Regions from separate parts of the Mus musculus genome. Here regions 1 and 3 are each linked to region 2. The links are chromatin contacts, found by POLR2A ChIA-PET in ENCODE. All regions are on one chromosome and are shown on one strand. The core of a region is the stretch at or near the end of the contact, and the rest is flanking DNA. Distances in the headings are between cores, read along the strand shown.

The links. ChIA-PET counts read pairs that join two places held with the same protein, here RNA polymerase II (POLR2A).
Region 1: POLR2A ChIA-PET joins it to region 2 with 38 read pairs in embryonic stem cell. The contact joins the enhancer-like site here to the promoter of Kdm4a in region 2. POLR2A ChIA-PET finds 5 or more read pairs at or near these places in 3 of 5 experiments (Patski and embryonic stem cell).
Region 3: POLR2A ChIA-PET joins it to region 2 with 20 read pairs in embryonic stem cell. The contact joins the promoter of Ptprf here to the promoter of Kdm4a in region 2. POLR2A ChIA-PET finds 5 or more read pairs at or near these places in 4 of 5 experiments (Patski and embryonic stem cell).

Annotation. Positions count from the first base shown.
Region 1 is chr4:118,270,383-118,274,696 of GRCm38, forward strand. The region is part of intron 3 of Ptprf (protein tyrosine phosphatase, receptor type, F); the gene reads right to left. Among named protein-coding and RNA genes, the nearest start is that of Gm52705, 12 kb to the left of the region's middle. Within about 2 kb of position 2,074, at least 1 of the 3 ENCODE cell types and tissues checked has a DNase peak (open chromatin) inside an H3K27ac peak, as active enhancers do.
Region 2 is chr4:118,178,584-118,183,077 of GRCm38, forward strand. It overlaps Kdm4a (lysine (K)-specific demethylase 4A), which reads right to left and starts at 1,460. Exons shown (of 22, transcript NM_001161823.1): 1 at 1,310-1,460.
Region 3 is chr4:118,290,024-118,294,207 of GRCm38, forward strand. It overlaps Ptprf (protein tyrosine phosphatase, receptor type, F), which reads right to left and starts at 1,374. Exons shown (of 33, transcript NM_011213.2): 1 at 1,157-1,374.

The DNA.
Region 1 (4,314 bases), core at 824-3,323, 92 kb after region 2:
ATCCGTTTCCTATTAGTGCAGCCAGTGCACGGTGCAGGAAAGCCAGTGCCTTGGGAACTGGCCCTTCAGAGGATCTGCTTGTTGCCCATAACCCAGGCTCAGTTTGGGCCCTGGCAGAAAAGTGCCCACTGTGCGCCAGGTACTTTATGTCACTTCATGCACAACTGGTGCCTCAGCTTTCTAGGCTGAAGGACCAAGTCACATGCCCAGAGTCGCACAGCCAGTGAGTACTGACACATTTGGGACCCAAATGTAGGCCCATCAAAGTCCAAAACACCTGACACAAAAAGTTCACAGGAGGCAGGGGACCTTGTTGAAGAGAACAGCCAGTGGTGGCAAAAGTCAGACAAAAGCAGAGGAGTAGCCGAGGTGAGGGAGAGGCACAGGTGACTGTCACAGCACGCTGTGACTAGGAAAGAGATGCCAACTGGAGGAAGGTTTGGAAACTCTTGGAGTTTTATCTGTATTATGTATACGTGCCTGCTTGTCTGTATGTGCACCACATGTGTGCAATGCCCACAGTGGCCAGAAGGGGGCATTAGATCTTCTAGAGCTGGAGGTGGCTGTGAACTGCCTGATGTGGGTGCTGGGAAGCAAACCCAGGTCTCTACAAGATCACTTGCTGCAAGCACTCTTGACCACTGAGCCAGCTCTCCAGCACCAATTCTGGTTTTTTTTTTTGGTTTTGTTTTGGTCTTTTTTGTTTTTTTTTTAAGGACATGTGTCAGTGGCAGGCCTTCACCCAGGGCAGGCAGTCACTTGTTAACATCAGCAGCCCTGTGGGTCAGTGGATCCATAATCACCCTCATTTTAGAGATAGGGAAAGACATCCAAGCAGTGGAAGGAACAAGGACCAATGAGTCAGTGTTCTGGGGTGGAGCTGGGGTTCACTCTACATTCTAAATCCTAAACTCACTTTAAATAACCTGTGTCCTCCCCAGGAAGAAAGCTCGGGACCCACCACAATCTGTTCCTGGGGGGGGGAGGCTGAGCAACTCAGAGGGCCCAGTGCAGGCAGGGGCCAGGAAGTCATGCAGGTGACCCAAAAGTTCTGAACTCCTTTCTGCCTCTACCACCCTCCCACCCCCACCCCGACCCCCGCCTCTGGAGAGAGGTGTGGATCTTTCCTAGTCTGTAGAATTTACAAAGCCTATCACTGTTGCCAATACCTGCCTGAGAGGAAGCCCCCTCCTCCAGGGTCTACTGAGGTTATCTCTTAACCCCTCCCCCACCCCAGTAGCTTCCAGCTCTGCATCCCCTCCATGGGACAAACGGCTTGGCTGGCTGAACAGGCTGATGGCCCTGCCTCTGTCACCCCCACCCCACCTCCTCTATTCTCTATTCTGAAGCCAGAGAACAAGCCTCCTCCTGATCAAATCTCTCCAAAGGCCTCCCACTGCTCTTTACAAAGAGTAAGCTCCTCTCACTGCAGACAAAGCTCTGCCAGGTCTGACCCAACCATGCTCCCCAGAGTCCTGGCTTTAGAGCCCTGAATAAGCAATGCTGCCTCAGGGCCTTTGCGTAAGCTGCACCTTCTGCTAAGCGCCTCTTCGACTACCCCTTACCCACTAACATCCTAAGTCACCTCTGAACGTCATCGTCTCAGAAAACTCTCCCCTATCCCTCCCTAACCCCCACCCCCACCAAACTCGCTCTGCCGCCCACAGTTTGCCCACAGTTTCGGGGTGCACAGGAAGCTAAAGCCTTCCCACCTTTCTGGTGTTTAATAGTTGCTTCCCAATCAGACCATGACCCTGGGCAGAGCAGATTCCATGTCTGTCCTGTCTTCTGCCCTGTCCCACTGTCTGACCCAGTTCCTGACACCCAGGTGTGCAGAACAGGAAGAAGAGGACAGAGGAAGGAGTGAGAGGAGTGTAGAAGGCTGGGGCCTCACGTACTCCTTCCCTCTAGGCAAGAGAGAAACCCAGGGAATAAGTGCCCCTCCAGGTCCTGCCTCAACGTGTCTCCAGTGAAACCAGAGGCTGGAACCTGAAGAACCAGAAAGACTAGGAGTGTGCTGGGGTGGGGTGGGGTGGGGCCTCCCGAGCCAAACAAAGAGCCGAGGCTGGGCAGGAGTCAGGTAGCTCCGGAGCAGCCAGCAGGAACAAACCTGGAAGCTGTGTGGGGGCTGGCCTGTGCCCAAGGCCTGGGGCCATCAGGGAGGTACAACTACTCCTCTCCCTTGGAGACTGGAGAAGAGCCAGGGTGCTGCCCAGGATCAGGCTGGCATTGCTCCTCCAGTCCCAGGCTCCTTCTATGCCTTCTATGCCTTGGTTCCGACTAAGGGTACCCTCGCAGAGGCCCGGGGCCACCTGGCTCTTCCTCCTTCCAGCGCCCTAGCTAGCCTAGGATCTTCCTGTTGTTCCTCAGGAGACTTTCAGAGATCACAGTCAAATCTTGTTTCTACCCTGTCTCCCCAAATTTGCTCCTGCTAGCTTCTCTAAATTCCCCCTTTTTCCATTCCAGCAAGGATCTTGATTTGTATGCACTTGCCAGAGGTCAAGCAAGCACTCTGCTGAGAACTTAGCTTGAGCTTGCTCACAATCCAGGCCTGCCTCTGTGTGTACCCTGCATCCTTTATTAGCCCCCTCTTCCAGACTGTGGAAGCCTGGCCCACACCCCACTGCCAGCTGGGGTGCCAGGCAGGCAGGCAGGCAAAGCCAGGCTACTGCGGCCACCCTGCCTTGGGCCTTATCAGCTGCTGCTGCTGGTGGTGGTGGTGGTGGTGGTGTGTGTGTGTGTGTGTACGCGCCATGGGTGGTTGAGTGCCTTTACTTGCTGAGCCATCTTGTTGGTCTATGAGCAAAACTTCTGAACCAGAAAACAGGTGTCATCTGAACAAGCAAGGAGCAGCTTTGTGTCACAGTTACCTGCTGTGTCACCCAACCCCGTGGGCAGCTACTCACAGTAGGATACCCTGGGCCATGCTTTACATGTCAACCGCTGACCCTGTACATGAGAGGAAGTTACCAGAGAGAGGGCCTGGCTTGGGCTAGAGGGAGGCACAGCCCCTGGAGACATGAAGACATGCAACTCCAGAGACGGCTAAACTGGGCCACCTCCAAGGCTCCTCCATGGGGAGACTGATTGCTATTTTGTGCCTCCCCTGAGAAGCACATATACACAGGCACACAAACAGCACTGCACACGGAGGAAGCACACACAGCACTTTAGGACCACGAGGGCAGGGGAGCTGCTGGAGAGGTGATTTCCCAGGCCCTGAGTGGCTCTGAGCTGAGGACTCAATGAGCTGGGGACTTAATGAGCTCCTGTGACTGCTCCTGGCAGCCTCCCCCAGCCCTGTCCACTCAAGGGCAATCCTGGCTCCAGGAGGCACTGCAACAGGGGGAGAACTCAATAGGTGCCAGGTGCCTTGCCCATGTGACCTCGGTTAACCTTTACAGGTCGGAGTGATTACCCCTGTTGTGCAATAGGAAAACAGGCTCAGAGAAAGCACTTGTGCCGGAAGCTCCAGAGGGCAGGGTCTAGACGGGCCACCCATAAACATGAGGGGGAGGGCCCTGCCATGTTCCAAAATAGGGGCTTTGGAGAAGCAACACACACACACACACACACATACACTCTTCAGTCTCCTGCCTCTCTGCTTCATACCACCGACCCCTTCACCTACCAAGCACCTTGCTCAACTTTAATGCCTGCAAATAACCTGGTCATAACCAGGACCCAACGTACACCTGGTCTTGGGGGCGGGGATCCCATCGCTGGCCTGTGCTGTCTTCAGGACTCTGGCTCTCTCGTAAGCTCAGAAGGCCAGGGCAGGGGTATGACTCTGCCAGTCTCATTCCTTCATTGGGCAATCCTCTATGTTAGCAAATGCCCACTCATCTTCAGGGGCCCTCTTTTCCAGGAAGCCTCTCAAGATAATCAGGCTGCTGCCTGTGCCAGCGCTGCCCCAACCTGCCCCCACTGATCTGTTAGCTCACAGACGTGTGCCCAGCTCGGTGGGTTCTGTCTTGTGATGGGTCTGGGCAGATTCTTTCTCTCCTACCACCTACCACATGAGGTCAGCAGAAACCTCTGCCTGAGGGCTGGACCAAGACCACCTCTATGCCCACATCCATCTATATCTTCCCTCGCAAGAAGGCATAAAATCCTGGGTTGGGGACACGAGGTGAGGGAGGTTCCAGAAGGGTGCGTGCATGCAAGCAAGCATCCCTTCGTATCCAGGTTTCCACTGGAGCTGACTAGGCATCACTGCTAGGCCTCCAGGCTAGCTCTTGGCAGCTGCTTCTCTCCCCTGCTTCTCTCCACTCCCCTCTGAGGCCAGGGCCCCCATTCATTTGTCTCGTTAAG
Region 2 (4,494 bases), core at 210-2,709:
CAGTCCTACTCACTATACAGGAGAAAGCTGCCTACAACCTGCCCACAACCTAGCATGGGTTTTGGGAAGCAGCATGGAGGCAAACTCCAGGGCATTAAACAGAAACCCTGTCATGGTAACTCTTGGGTTTCCATTCCACTCCAAGGGAGGGATTTCTGGCTAGGCATTTTTCATTAACTTTGCATAAAAGATATACTGTTATCCCTGCTTTACATACCAGGAAATGTATCCAAAGTGCCCCCTCTAAAGCATCTTCTACCACTTTCTGCTACCTCAGCTCTAATACTTACATGAACTAAGACTTCTCTGAAAGTGTGGAGGAACTTGAAGCCTATTCAATTTAGGAGACTTTTCCTTTTAAAAGGAAATTTTCAATATATTCTACTTTTGAAATTTTTACAAAAAGGTATCATAAATATCAGACTGGGGCTCCTCCCCTGGGCTTCAAAGGTGGTCACAATGTTGCTTCATCTGCCTCTAGCTCTGTTTATCTTTGTGTGTCCAGAAGCTAGAACAATGCTCGCCACAAAGTAGGCACTCAGTAACTGCTGAATAACTCATATCCTCTGCTCACTTTAGCGGATCATCCCATTACTTTAACTCTAGGGTTCCATTCCCGCGATCTATTCCCTTGGGGAAATCTGGTCTGGGGCACCTTCCCGTCCGCCTTCAGCAACAAAGCAAAGAGTACCGGGAGCTAAACCTTCGGCTCTAGAGTGAAAACTCTGAATACCGGTCTGATCTCTGTCACTTTTTAACACCTTGGCTGTGTGAATGGACTGGATGAGTCTCAGTTTCTCCACCTGCAAAATGGGGACCCCAAACCCCTGCCTTGATGGATCGTATGATTAACTTAGATGATGCAAGCGAGCCCTAAACGCTAGGCCCGGTAAGCACTCCATAAAGGCAGCTGTTGCTAACAGTGACCTGAAACTCCCGCACTCTCCGCCCCCGCAGCCACCCCCGCGGCATCCCTCCAAAGGCAGCCCGGTTCCCAGTGTCCCCACACACCACTTACAGACACTGCCCCTCCCGGCCCCACCGCCTAGGCGAGGGAGGCCCGGCCGCAGGAAGAAGAAAATAAGGCCCAGTGGGCCCGCCCCCCTCTCCCGACGCCCATTGGCCACTAGAGATTGGAAAGAACCAATCGCAAAACTTATTTTAGAAGCTCCTTTCTCTATTGCTCAAACCCCATGTCGATCACAGAGCACAGAAAGACCCACCTCACCACCCTCCCCCACTGGAGCTCACGGCCAAGGGTTTTGGCAGCATCAACCCCTTGGGGAATCCAAAACCCGATGGCTCTCACCTGGAGCCTAAAGCCCTAGCAGGGCTCAGGCCCGATTGCTGTTGTCGCCACTCGCCGATCCCACTGTCTTTCTTGAGGGCGAAAGACAGAGCTCCGCCTCCTTTAAAGTCTGACTCTGCGCAGCCTCACAGAGCCCATAGTCAACCAACCCAAGAATGGCTTTAGGTCCTCAGCTAACCAATGAACACTCACTACACCGACTCGGCGTCTGGAACTACGAGTCCGCTTAGCCTATGAGCGTCGTCTCGAGCTGTTGCCAGGAGAAAACGCTGAGCCTCCGGGGACTGGGGCCACTGAGCATCAGGGCTGGATCCAGAGTTAGCCTATCAGAGGCTGACTCAGATCTCCATAGTTAAGCTGGGTAGAAAGAAGCGAATACCCTGAAATGGGCTAGCCGGTTATGGGGAAGGGCGAGCAGGTGGTTATAGGATGTTTCTAGCGAAAGGATAAGCCTAATTTTCTTGGAGTAACTCCTTTGCCTAAGATATAAAGGCGATGGAAGACCTCCGGGAAAGTTTCTAAAGTCAAGGAGTTCAGAGAACGTGACCAGCATGTCCAAGTTTGCCCAGTACTCTCAGTTTGACTCTCTTCTCTAAGAAGCCCCTCGCCTGCTGGCAAGGCGGGTTAGGTAAAGATCTGCTCCAGGAGAAGGAGCCCTGGGGGGTCATTAGGACAGATCCTGAAGGAAGATATCCCTGAGGCTTTTTAAAAGCGGCTCCCCTTGAGCGAAAATTTGGGGTCATTAGCAGCTCTTGGAGCGAACAGGGTGATTCTAAGAATCATTAAAGGCACTTCAGGGGGCCGAACAGGATCCCTAGAAGTCATTAGGAGCAGTTCCTGAGAGGCTGTGAGCAGCCTTAAGGAGTTCCCAGATTGTCAAGGACGATGAAGAAAGAGAGGTTAACACCCTTATAAGTCAAATAAGGAGGAGAACTCACTAGGGCATAAAACATGAGCAAAATTCCCGATAGCACCGGGAAGAAGAGTTGTATTGTGTTTGAACTGCTTTCAAAACCAACCCTTCGGTACAGAGAGATGACTGAGAGGAAAGGCACAAGTCTTATGATCTGAGGTAAGCTGTTGAAGGAGAGAATCAATACAAGTTCACAAGATGTCCTCTGACTTTAGTGGATTGCAGTGTCACCGCCGCCACAAACACACTAAATAAATAGGTTAAAAAAAAAAAAAGTAAGCTGGGCGGTGGTGGCACATGCCTTTAATCCTAGCACTTGGGAGGCAGAGGCAGGCAGATTTCTGAGTTTGAGGCCAGCCTGGTCTACAAAGTGAGTTCCAGGACAGCCAGAGCTATACAGAGAAACCCGGTCTCAAAAAATACCAAAAAAAAAAAAAAAAAAAAGTTTTTAAACAACTTCTCGTCCATGCCTGGATTTTTCAAGGGGAACAAATTCAGGAGAGTTGAGATGGATGGCAAGAGTTTACCAATGTTAACTAAAAGGAGATACTTCATAGAATGCTATGGGTTAAATATCTAGGCACATATCTGATGAAAAGGGTGCTTTAAAAAAAATGAGAGGCCAGCCTGGAATAGGTAGTTCCAGGATAACCAGAGTTACATAGTAAGACTCTTTCTTAAGAGGGAGAGATGCAGCCGGGCATGGTGGTGCACGCCTTTAATCCCAGCACTCAGGAGGCAGAGGCAGGCAGATTTCTGAGTTTGAGGCCAGCCTGGTCTACAAAGTGAGTTCCAGGACAGCCAGGGCTATACAGAGAAACCCTGTCTCTATATATAAGAGGGAGAGATACAGAGATAGATATGTGGGCATCATGGCACAAGCCTACCAATCTTAGCCCTTGAGGGGTAGAGGCAAGAAAATCAGAAGTTCATAGCTGGGCATGGTGGCACGTCTTTAATTACAGATCTTGGGAGACAGAGACAGGTGGATCTCTGTGAGCTTGAGGCCACCCTGGTCTACATAAGGAGTTTCAGGACAGCCAGGGGTACATTTTAGAACTTGTCTCAAAACAAAACAAAAAAAGTTGTTCAAGGACATCCTGGGCTACATAGCAAATTCCAAGCCAGCATGGACAACATAAAACCCCAACTCCAAAAGAAGGAAGAAGAGAAGGAGAAGGGACATTAACTATCGTGTGTATATGTGTGATATTTATATTGATCATATATTATGATAGATAGATCGATAGATCGATAGATTTTTCAAGGTAAGGGTTTTCTGTGTAGCTCTGGTTGTCCTAGAACTTCCTCTGTAGATCAGGGTAGCCTCTCAAACTTACCAAGATCCCAGAGAGACACCTGCCTCTGCCTCCCGATTCCTGGCACTCCCAATATTTTAATTGATAATATTCATTTTTTCTAATTCTTAAAATTATATCTATTTTGGGTGGACCTGATGGTGCAATGCCTTTAATTCCAGCACTCAGGAGGCAGAGGCAGAGGCAGGTGAACGTCTGTGACTTCAAGGCCAGCCTGGTCTAAGGAGTAAGTTCCAAACCAGGCAGGAATAATGGTGAGACTCTCCAAAATAATAATATGTTCATATATTTGTTGAAGGGCAGTGCATATTCATACAAAGACCAGAGGACAATTTTCGAGATTCAGTCCTTCTACCCTATGAGTCCTAGGGATTCAACCTGGATTGTCTGTCTTGGCAGCAAGCATCTTTTACCAGCTAAGTGATCTTGCTAACTCTTTTGTTATTGTTCTTGGGGGTTTTTGTTGTTGTTGTTGGTTTTGGTTTTGGTTTTGGTTTTGGTTTTGGTTTTGGTTTTTGAAGACAGGGTTTCTCTATGTAGCCCTGGCTGTCCTGGAACTCACTTTGTAGACCAGGCTGGCCTCGAACTTAGAAATCCGCCTGCCTCTGCCTCCTGAGTGCTGGGATTAAAGGCATGCGCCACCACACCTGGCTGTTGTTCTTGATTTAAGGTAGTCTTGAATTCTTGAATTTAAGATTCTCCTCGGGGGTGGCAAGATGGCTCAGTGAGTAAGCCTGCTCTTCCAAAGGTTCTGAGTTCAAATCCCAGCAACCACATATTGCGTCTGAAGACAGCAACAGTGTACTTACTTATAATAATAAATAAATAAATCCCAGAGCAAGCAGGGTTGACCGGAGCAAGCAGAGGTCCCAAATTCAATTCCCAACAACCACATTAAGGCTCATAACCATCTGTACAGCTACAGTGTGTACTCATATACATAAAATAAATAA
Region 3 (4,184 bases), core at 124-2,623, 110 kb after region 2:
AGAGCTCCCACCCCACCTGCTCCAACTCAGGGGCCCTGCAGAGGGAGGGGGAGAAATGGGGAGAAGGGCTAGCCCCTCCCCCTCCCGGGGTAAGAAGAACCAGAGGGGCCGCATTCCGGAGACGTGGGGGAGGGGGCCTGACAGAGGGGGATTCAGAGACACCAAGCAGAGAGACACCTAAGGAGGGAGCTACAGAGACATGGAGGCACAGAGGCCCGGGGAGAGGGAACAGGGAGACCCGGGGAGAAGGAACACGGAGACTCGGGGAGAGGGAACATGGAAACCTGGGAGAGGGAACAGGGAGACCTGAAGAAAGGGAACACGGAGACCTGGGGAAAGAGGACAGGAAGACCAGGGAGAAAGAACCCGATACTCGGGGAGAGAAACAGAGACTGGAAAGGGAGAGAAACCCACGGCTGGACAAGCTGAGACCGCAGGGAGGAAGATCGGGAGGCAGTGAGCGACACAGGGAGCCGGAGACACCTAGGGAAACCGAGAAAGGCGCCGAGACGAAAACCCGGGCGCAGAGACTGGGGACCAGGCACACCCGAACGGGACGGGACGGGGCGGGACGCCGGGAGGCGACTGAGTGAACTTTCGGAGCGGGTCCGAGCGCACCCGTCCTCCCGGGACGAGCCGCTCTGGGGCCTCGAGGGCGCCGCTCGAGGTGGGGGTTGGGACCGCCCGGCCGGCCCCTCCCCGGGCCGCGCTCCGTACGGAGACCAGGGAAGGGGGGCTCGCAACTCACGCCCCGCTCGTCCCGGGGCCGCACGTGCGCCCGGTTGCCCGCGAGACCCGGCGTCGGCTGCGGCTCTTCCGCCGGCGGGGAGGGGGCGCCGTGGGACGGGGGAGGCGGCCTGGACCCGCCCGGGGCCGGCGGGGGAGGCTGAAGGCCGCCCCCGGAGCGCGACCGCGGCGGATGGGGAACCGGGCGCCCACCGGCGCGGGGAAACTTTGCACGGGGGGTGCGGGCTGCGGCTCAGGTGCGGCGGGGGCTCGGACGAGATCGCGGGCGCGGCAGGTGGGGGCGCGGCCCGGCCTCCGGGCGCCCCCGGGCCCGCCCCCGGCTCAGCTCCACGGACGCGGGGGCAGGGTGGGGATGGCGCGGAAGGGCCGCGCATCGAGGGGCCCGAAGGGGGCTCGGGGGGTCACTCACCGCCTCTCCGGGGGCCGTCGGTCTGCATGTCCCCCCTCGAGCCGCTGAGGCCGCCGTTCTCAGTCCGCCGCTGCCGCCGCCGTCGCCCGCTCCCGCCACCGCCACCTCCACCGCCGCCCGAGCAGGAGCCGGAGCCGGAGCCGGAGCTGGAGCCGGAGCCGCCGCCTCTGCCGCCGCCGCCGCCACCGCTCCCGCGCCAGCTCCAGCCGCGCGCGCCCGCCCGCCCGCGCCCGCGTCCCTGCCCCTGCCGTGCGCGTCCCCGGCGCCGCCCCTCCCCTCGTGCACTCTCGCTTGTAGAGGAGTGGAGCTGTAGGCCCAACGAGGCTGCAGACCAACCCCAAGTCTAAACCGCCTGGAACATCAAAATTGAGCTTAAACCTCAGGAACGAGCGTGGATAGAACCAAACTTAGACACAAAAGTCCAGACCCTCCCAAATCCTCACATGTACGTAATACTTCTCTAGGGTCCCCTGCCGCCAATCCAACCCAGAACCACCTTTAAACCTAATGTTGAGTCCAGACCCTAAAATTTGCCTAGCAATCAGAAAAAGTAGTAATTTTTTTTTTAACTGAACGCCTATAGTGTATGGACTCCAATTACAGATTCGAACACTAAATGGCTTCATTTCTTCTACCTGGCCTAAGTTTGATATTGATAGCAGCCCCAACCCTTGGTCTGAATGGAGTCCGGTATAGATATTGAGACCCTTATACAGAAGAAAATACTATGCTAAGGCAGCTGCCTCACACCGGAGCCCAGTGCTTTCATGTGTTCTAGTCTCTGCTTTATTTCTATCCCAGACAAGAACATTTCCCTGCTGGGATTCTTGATTTTTAAAGAAGATTTTTATTTATATATGTATTTGTGTGTGTACGCCAGTGTGTGTGTGTGCTTGTATATGCATATTCACCGTGTGGTGTTACAGGAGGGTGTGAGGAACCCAGTGTGGGTGCCGGGAACCAGACCCAAGTCCTCTGCTCTTGATTGCTGAACACTCCAACGCTGAAACTCTCAATTCCAATAGAAAAATTGGAACTGGGTCACCAGAGGAGTTGGGGAACACACCCTAATACAGACACTGATCTCAATACCTCTCCCATCTTGGTGATCTTTTAGTATAATAATCTGATCCAACTCTAATAATTGTGCAACCTGAGATGGGACTGGCTTTACAGAAACTCCACACGGACCTTTATCTCTACACCGCTCTTCCCCTGTGCTCTGATCTGAGGTCAACCCCACCCAGAGGCTAACCAATATCCCAACATCTACACTAATTCTAGCAGATATGAATGATCCCCGGTCTCAAGATCTGTTCAGTATACGCCTTAGCATTGAATTCCAGACTCCTTGTCCACAGCCACACCACCCTGAAACCATCCACTTGCATTTGAACTTCACTGACCTCATGTCAAATTCAAATGCACGTGCCACCGTGTCCAGTGTGTGCAGTGCTAGGGACTAAACCAATAACCTGCTTGAAGATTTATATTCCAAGCTGTGATTATAGGGACTTGGTGATCTCCAAACAAGAGCCAGCCTTGGCATCAAAGCCTTCAGGCTCCTCACGTGAAACTATCACTTAGAAAGTCATCAAGGTCACGCCAGCCATTTTCTGTTCCCAATCCCACACCACGAGGCTTCACCATTAAGACAAGAGGTGAGACCCTTCTGGCCTCTACAGCCTGGATCAGGTGAGATCCTTTGTGAAGGCTCTGGTCTCTGCATAGCATCTCTCCGATTTTTCTGAGAATTTAAAATCAGATGAGAAATAAAAACAAGATCTGGGGACTATTGAGGCTCCTGGGTTCTCAATGGTTACCTGCTAGGTTTAGGGATCTGGGTTGAGGATCAAGTTCAGGGGAACACCTAAATCACAGGGCAGCTTTTGTCTTGGAGCTGCATTCACAAGCAGTACGCGTGCGCCCCCTGGTGTACGATAAGGCAATAGGCCTGGCTTCCGAGAATCTGGGCACTTCGGCCCAGATGACAAATAGATCAAAATGAATACTCCTAAGGCAGTGGTTTTTCACCCACGGGTAATTTTGTTGTGCTGTGGGAGAGCTGCTGCAATTTTTTTTTATCCATCTTTAAATATATTTTGTCTGTTTTTCAGAACTCTGACTGTTTAGTTCCCCAGTTTAAAAACATATAATTTTCGACCTCCTTTTCGCTGACTTCTGGAAACAGCTCTTTCCCCTGGCTTTACCGGCCTAGCCTGCCCTCCATGACCACGGGTTCTCCAATTACTTGGCCGCGTCGTCTCTTCATTTCCACGGCTCAATACTAGGTCTTTCCTTCTCCTGCCTCTTTCCACCCCTTGGCCCCCGTGTGAGCTCCAGCTCCTTGGACTAAGCCCCTTCTCTATGCTATGTCTCAGCTGTCCCTCAGATAAATAGAATTCCTGTCTCAGGTCTATCCCCATTCATCTCAGGCAAGAAACTCAGTCACTGGACCAGAAATATAGATCTCCTGCCCAATTGGTCGTCAGTCCTGCAAACTTCGTGAAGGAGACAGAGACACAGATGGGATGAGGAGAGACTGGTTAATTCTGACCTCCACATTAGCCCAACCAAAGCCAAACTCAATTTTTAAATGTTCTTGTACATAGTTATATGATAACTCACCCTTCAACTTACTGAACCTGGAGAGAGTTCATACTTGCTGAGGGACATTGGCTTCTTCCAGAAAGCCACACTTGGGCTGGGTTCGTGAGTTACGTCCCCTTGAGTTGTCACCACATCTACATCTTTGTGTTTCCCTCATCTAAGACTCTAAGGACAGGAGGGATGTGTCTGCTTCATCCACTGCCTTGTTCCAGTGGCCAACAAGGGCGCCAACACTCAGCAGGTGACTGGAATGTATTTATTAAAACAGTGAAGGGCTGGAGAGAGGGCTCAGCGGTTAAGAGCACTGACTGCTCTTTCAGGGGTCCTGAGTTCAATTCCCAGCAACCACATGGTGGCTCACAACCAACTATAATGGAATCCGATGCCCTCTTCTGGTGTGTCTGAAGATAGCTACAAG